2 separate regions of the Homo sapiens genome follow, and region 2 is linked to region 1. A link is a contact called in ENCODE Hi-C or POLR2A ChIA-PET data. All regions are on one chromosome and are shown on one strand. Each heading gives the region's core, a stretch centred on a gene start or an enhancer-like site at or near the end of the contact. The rest is flanking DNA. Distances are from core to core; before and after follow the strand shown.

Region 1 (3,288 bases), core at 598-3,097:
ATTTTAGGATTCCAGCTGAATTATCCCATTAGAAGTCTCCTATGGTCTGAACGTTTGTGTTCCCCAGGAAATTCATATGCTGAAATACTAACCCTCTCGATGATGGTATTGGGGAGTGATTAAATCATGAGGGCTGAGTCCTCATGAATGAGATTCATGTCCTTATAAAAGGTACCCCAGAGTACTAACTAGTCCCTTCTACCTTGTGAAGACAGAGCAAGATGGTACCATCTATGAGCCAGGAAGTGGGTCTTTACCAGACACCAAACCTGCTAGCACCCTGACCTTGGAATTCCCAGTCTCCAGAACTATGAGAACTAAATTTCTGTTATTTAGAAGCTCCCCAATCAATGGTATTTTGTTATAGCAGCCTATATGGACTATGATAAAGTCACTTCTGGCCTATTATGGGAAGGAGTCTTGTAGAGACGGCATTAGATTATAAACCTTCCAAAAATTGCTGTTCCAAAGACCTGGTCCCTGAGATTTCACTGTATTGAGCTAATAACACACCCATGGGAAAGCAGAATAAATCTAAATAAGCAGTTGGGATGCACAAATTAAAAAAAAAAAAAAAGGATGAAGAGGAAACAAACTCTCTGCAGAGTTTCCCCCTTTGGTTTGTGGTAACACTAACATTTGTTTCAAGTTCTGGGAAAGGCTTAGGGTTTGGCTTTGAATATCACCCAAACAAAACTGCAAGAGGTTTGTCCATACTCTTTTCCAAGGAAATGGCCTTTTATGGTTCACCACATTTTCAAGTAGATCAGTTATAAAATGAAAGGAGACATTTTTGCAAAACCAATTAGTGACCAAGATTATTATGATCTAATTGGTTCTATGTTTTGAAGGAAAACCATTGCCAAATTTATTAATAATGAGACCACATCTATCTGTTCTTAGAAAACCATTATATATTTCTCCTTTGGTATTTTTTTCTAGTGTTCAATTGTCAGGTTTTTATTTGATGTGTTATATATCTTCTTAGAACTCAAAGTGTCAAGTTTATTTGTAGGACCTAGAGAGAAGGTCTCAAGAAATCCATGCAGATGGGTCCTACAATGTTATTCCTTCATGTAATACATGTTTATTAAGCACTTATGATGCAGAGACCCTATGCTAAGCTCTGTGGGCAATTCAAAAGTAAATTAACCTCTTCCTTCAAAGAGTTTACTGTATAGCTGGAGAGAAATGATATGTATATAAATAACTATGAAGCAAGAGTCTACAAATTTTATTGAGCATAATATATCACATTACTTTATAGAATAGTCTTTGTAGCATAAGGATTATTTATCATGGTTAGGTAAATGCTTACTAAAAATTAACATATATCTGGTTTTCTTCTTATTTTATACTATGTGATAATATAGACTGTGTAAGTTATATACAATGATTTGTATAGAACTTCAAAACTATAAGAAATACCATTTTGTAGGTGGATATTTTGCTTACAATAGCGTTCTTTGAGATTCTGAATGATACTGAAAGTTTAGCTTATTGAGATATACATGTTCATTTTTTAAGGAATTTGATGCACAATTTTATATACAACAGGAGAAAAAGAACTCAAGAAAAAAATCTAATGAACTATGACCCAATTGCTTTTATTTCCAATCTCAAGAATAAACAAAAGATCTCACTAGTAAAGGAATCACCATATGCTATTTTGAAATAACTTATTTCAACTTTCCTTCTTTTAAAGTCCACACTGAGAATGAGCCAGTCTGTCAGTTGGAAAGGTATTTGATGATTTAGAGAGGACTCTACTGCCCTTCTCTCTTTCTCTTTTTCTCTGGCCAACCCACATTCCTGGAAGAAAGGAAGAACATATTCCCCGGAGTCTAGAGAAATGAATGGAGGCATTGTCAGCCCAGAGAGGATGGGAATGCTTCACACATGTGTCATAGTTTTCAATGTCCCCTGCTCCTTCTTCTCCTAAATATCTTTAAATGACTGATATCTTACCAAATGACATAAAAGGGCAATTCTGAAATCTCATCATGTGTATTTTTGTGCAGCTGCTGTGATTTTGTAATTTAAAACTGATAAACCAAATAAAGTAGAAAGAAACTAACAAGAAGGGGGGAAAACCAGTGGTTTGGGAACCAATATGCCCCAAAAGGGGGTTATTTTGCTCACATACTATTATAATCAATACAAGTAGCAGTGACTCAACCTCAAACTATTTTTGATATAGATGATAGAAAACAAGCCAAAATAGAGATATCAGAATAAACACAGTGACTTAAAGTATCTAATAAATTGCATTCTAAACATATAGCATAATATTCAGCTTCCAAAGCTTTATGCTAAAAGACAATTTAATGCAGCACATTATACCAAAGGAAGGTTCACATCTTCTTGGCTATATTTAGATCAATCAATCTTTCCTAATTAAATACATTTTACTTCTAAGCACAATACTTAAATTTTTTAAATCTGTACCTTATGAGATTATGAGAAATTCTGAGATTATGAGAAATCTGTATATTGTGAGATTATGAGAAATTAGAAGGCAAAGTAAAATCTCTAAGAAATCTTTCATTCAAAGAAGAATGTATGTTTCAAAGCCGCTACAAGACAAAATCCTGGTTTCTGGGCTCAGTGTCTTTTCTCAGATTAAGGTTTTTTTGTTTTTGTTTTTGTTTTTTTTTTTTAATAGCCTTTGAGTAACCTGAGAAATATAGAAAGGTTTACAATTCACTTTTCTAAACTTAAAACAAATTATTAAAAAATACTTATTAAAGGTGAGTTGGGAACTGAGTTATTTACAATTAGAACACTTATCAATAGAATTCTGTCTATTCTTTCTTCAGTTTTCGTAGAGTGCTTTCCTCTTAACTAAGTAAGAACTCCTGCAGCCCTGAATACAATGACAGGTTCATTTCTGTAAGCCATGCGCTGAAGCATGGTAATGCACAAATTTTACATTTCCTGCCATTTGTCCTCTCTTCTGGTGGCAAGAAAAATGTGTTTCTGATAAGTTTCTGTGTATGAACTAATCTGAATTCAATCTGGCCACATGCAAGAGTCAGGTCCTGTGTTTACCAGCTCTCTCACCTGTAAGAACTATAAAAGATAAAAGCTCAAAATGCTACCCTTTAAATACCATCTGGAACTGAGCTTGGCTGATACTCATACTATGAAGTAAGAAATCGTTGCATGACTGACTATATTGCCTCTGAAAAATAGTCCCCAAATGACACTGCAACTAACTTGGCTTTGGGAGTCCGGACATGATTCAAAATAGCTCCAGTTCACTTCAGAGAACAGCAACATAAAGTG
Region 2 (3,476 bases), core at 502-3,001, 890 kb before region 1:
TCCCTCCCACTTATTCCAACCAGAGTAATTTAGCTTTAATCTATTTGTTTACAATGGCTGACTAACATTTCATTTGTACAAAGGGTTTCAGGGCCAAAAAGTTTGAAAGCTGCTTGTCTACCTGTTCTCTGAGTTTCATTCTAGGTATGAATCTGTCACCTTGCTCAATCTAGTCACTGTCTGCTCTGAGCCACATTCTCTGCCAAAGTAGTAACCGAACTGCCCACTTCTGATCACATTACTTATCAACCTTCAGTGACTCCCTATGAGGCATTCCCAAGCTTCCCCCTTAATCTAACATACCTTCTCCATCAGCCACCCTGGGCTCTGTGCAGGAGACTCCCCAAAGGTGCTTTTCCTTCCTTCTGTTTCTGCACATTCTCCCCTTGCCTGAGAGGCTCTCTGCCTCCCATCCCATGCTCTTTGTAATCATCTATTTCACCACCCAGAAGCAGCTTCTCTTCTATGTTCCTGCTGTACTTTGTTCATGGGGCTTTTATGTGTGCATGTTCTAGCTCCCCTGCTGGATTAATTATCCTTATTAAGGGCAGGAATTACATTTTATAGATCTCTGTACCCAGCATAGGCATTAGCAAGATACCATATGCACAACAGCTATTTGAGCTCTTTATTTAGGTTGAAATGGGGCATGCCCTGGCAGAGTGCATCCTACCTCGCCAAATATTTCTTCACCTGTCTGTCATCTTCTCACTCCCACCTCCTCTCACCATCTGTAGGAGGCTATCATTACAATGCACAGGTGTTACCTAAGTTCTTAGATTATAGAACACCTGGTTGATGCCTGGGAGCTAAAAGAACAAGATCCAGGTCAACTAGTAGTGAACAAGACATGAGAAAGAGGCTTGAGAGAGAGACAAGTCCACAAGCCTTTGATGACAGGCAGACATAAGCTCTCTGGCCCTAGTGGGAAACGTCTAGGCTGAGACAATTGCCAGAGTTTGGAAATACATTGTTTTACAGTAGAAAGAGAGCAGTAGGTCTTGGAAAAGAACATACTTAATATTTACAGCTGTTTAATATTAGGTGGATTTCTAATCCTCTGAGCCTCATCTGTAAATTAGGAATAAAACATCTTCTGTAAACCTCTGAGGGTTAGCAATAATGTTCCTCATACGTAGCATACACAGCAGGCTCAATAAGTGGAATTACAGGTTGTGAAGAAAGGGAGTAAAGAGGCAAATGAGATGTAAAAACAAGAAGAAGGAAAGGTTGTTTTAAAGATAAATGTCTTTATTTTTCTTTATAGTCTTGCTATGTTGCCCAGGCTGGACTTGAACTCCTGGCCTCAAGTGATCATCCCACTTTGGCATCCCAAAGTGTTAGGATTACAGACATGAGTTACCATGGCTGATCAAGAAAAATGTCATGAACTACTCTTTTTTTTTTTTCCACGTATGACCAGTAAATCACATTGGGCTCCTTTTAACCATGGCTGAAGTGAGACTGTAATGATGTGGCATGTGCATAGGAATCACTTGGACATCTTGTGAAATGGCAGATTCTCATTCTATAGGTCTGGGTGGGCCTGATACTGTGCATTTATGATGTAATTCGGCTGGTCTGTGAACCACACACTGTGAGTAGAAAAGTGGTTGTCCATGTAGGCTGTTGAGATAAAAACAGATGAGTCAGCTGGGATGCCTGGTCTGCTTCCCTCACATGCCTAAAAGCTACCATGCTTTCAAGAAGAAGGAGGTCAGCTGAGGGAGGTTAAACTGTTAGGGAGAACAGCACCACGTGGAATGATAAGGGCCAAAGGATGGCGCAATTACAAGTGAAAAAGAGAACTTGTGTTCTTTGGGCCTTATCTACAGACCATATTCGGACACAAGAAACTGGATTGAAATTCTTCTCAGGGAACGTTAATCTCTTTGGACCTTGGTTGAAATGCTGGAATAATTAAAAAAAAAAAAAAGATTAAGCAAGATACCATTAGAAGCTTTTGCAACAAGACACAGTTTCATCAGCGGTAAAATGAGAATAATAATAGCAATACCTAAAGTAAATGTAGCAAATTAGTCATTGCAGAATCTAGGTGGTGGGAGTGTGGGTGTTCACTGAACAATTCTTTCTTTCTTTTCTTTTCTTTCTTTCTTTTTTTTTTTTGAGATGGAGTCTTGCTCTGTCTAACAGGCTGGAGTGCAGTGGTGTGATCTCAGCTCACTGCAGCCTCCACCTCTGGGGCTCAAGTGATTCTCCTTCCTCAGCCTCCCGAGTAGCTGGGATTACAGGTGCCTGCCACCACACCCAGCTAATTTTTGTAGTTTTGGTCGAGACGGGGTTTCTCCATGTTGGCCAGGCTGGTTTCAAACTCCTGACCTCAAGTAATCCGCCCACCTTGGCCTCCCAAAGTGCTGGGATTAGAGGCGTAAACCACTGCACCTGGCCCCACTGAACAATTCTTTCAACTTTCCTGTATGTTTGAAAAATCTTCAGAGTGAAATGTTGAAAAAATATGCCTCCAAATAAGGTTGAAATTAGATACATTAGAGTAAAATAGAGGAATGTAAATAACATTAGCCCAGTCTGAACACTAGTTACTCTCTAAGGGACATTCTTTTAGCAATTTTAGAAATTATTTTGGAGGCAGAAATACACATAAAATGTTTCTGAGGGCTGGGCGCGGTGGCTCACGCCTGTAATCCCAGCACTTTGGGAGGCCGAGGCGGGCAGATCACCTGAGGTCAGGAGTTCAAGACCAGCCTGGCCAACATGGTGAAACCCTGTCTGTACTAAAAATACAAAAATTAGCCAGGTGTGGTGGCAGGCGCCTGTAATCCCAGCTACTGAGGAGGCTGAGGCAGGAGAATCACTTGAACCCGGGAGGCAGAAGTTGCAGTGAGCCGAGATCGCACCACTGCACTCCAGCCTGGGCAACAGAGAGAGACAACATACCAAAAAAAAAAAATAATTATATATATATATATATATATATATATTTCTGAAAGGATACATAAGAAAAAGTTAGCATTGGCTGTGTGCGGTGGCTCGCGCCTGTAATCCCAGCAATTTGGGAGGCCGAGGCAGGTGGATTGCCTGAGCTCAGGAGTTTGCAACCAGCCTAGGCAACACAGTGAAACCCCGTCTCTACTAAAATACAAAAAAAAATAGCCAGGTGTGGTGGCATGCGCCTGTAGTCCCAGCTACTCAGGAGGCTGAGGCAGGAGAATTGCTTGAACCCGGGGGGCAGAGGTTGCAGTGAGCCGAGATATCGCCACTGCACTCCAGCCTGGGCAACAGACAGAGACTCTGTCTCAAAAAAAAAAACAAAAAGAGAAAAGAAAAGAAAAGAAAAGAAAGGATAGCATTGATTGCCTCCAGCAAGGGGGAACTTTGTGAGTAGAAGACAGAATGGAAGGGAGGCTTTTCACTGTATTATCTTTTGTAGGTTTTGCATATCAGATCATGTGTAAGTATTACCTATTCAAAAATAAATAAAATTATGGCCAGGTATG

Evidence for each region. Hi-C counts contacts between places; a loop is a spot of excess contacts on that map. ChIA-PET counts read pairs that join two places held with the same protein, here RNA polymerase II (POLR2A). Pooled maps may share reads with other maps.
Region 2: a loop to region 1 is called in a map with no recorded cell type, with 4 times the contacts of the local background. The contact joins two enhancer-like sites. A Hi-C loop is called at or near these places in 1 of 37 single-sample maps with no recorded cell type and 1 of 50 pooled maps. POLR2A ChIA-PET finds 5 or more read pairs at or near these places in 1 of 52 experiments (activated CD4-positive, alpha-beta T cell).

What each region holds. Positions count from the first base shown.
Region 1 is chr9:18,267,135-18,270,422 of GRCh38, reverse strand. It overlaps a transcript of ADAMTSL1 not described here. Among named protein-coding and RNA genes, the nearest start is that of ADAMTSL1, 210 kb to the left of the region's middle. Within about 2 kb of position 1,847, at least 2 of the 41 ENCODE cell types and tissues checked have a DNase peak (open chromatin) inside an H3K27ac peak, as active enhancers do.
Region 2 is chr9:19,152,531-19,156,006 of GRCh38, reverse strand. No RefSeq gene overlaps it. Among named protein-coding and RNA genes, the nearest start is that of PLIN2, 27 kb to the right of the region's middle. RefSeq lists a cis regulatory region at 1,349-1,937. Within about 2 kb of position 1,751, at least 8 of the 41 ENCODE cell types and tissues checked have a DNase peak (open chromatin) inside an H3K27ac peak, as active enhancers do.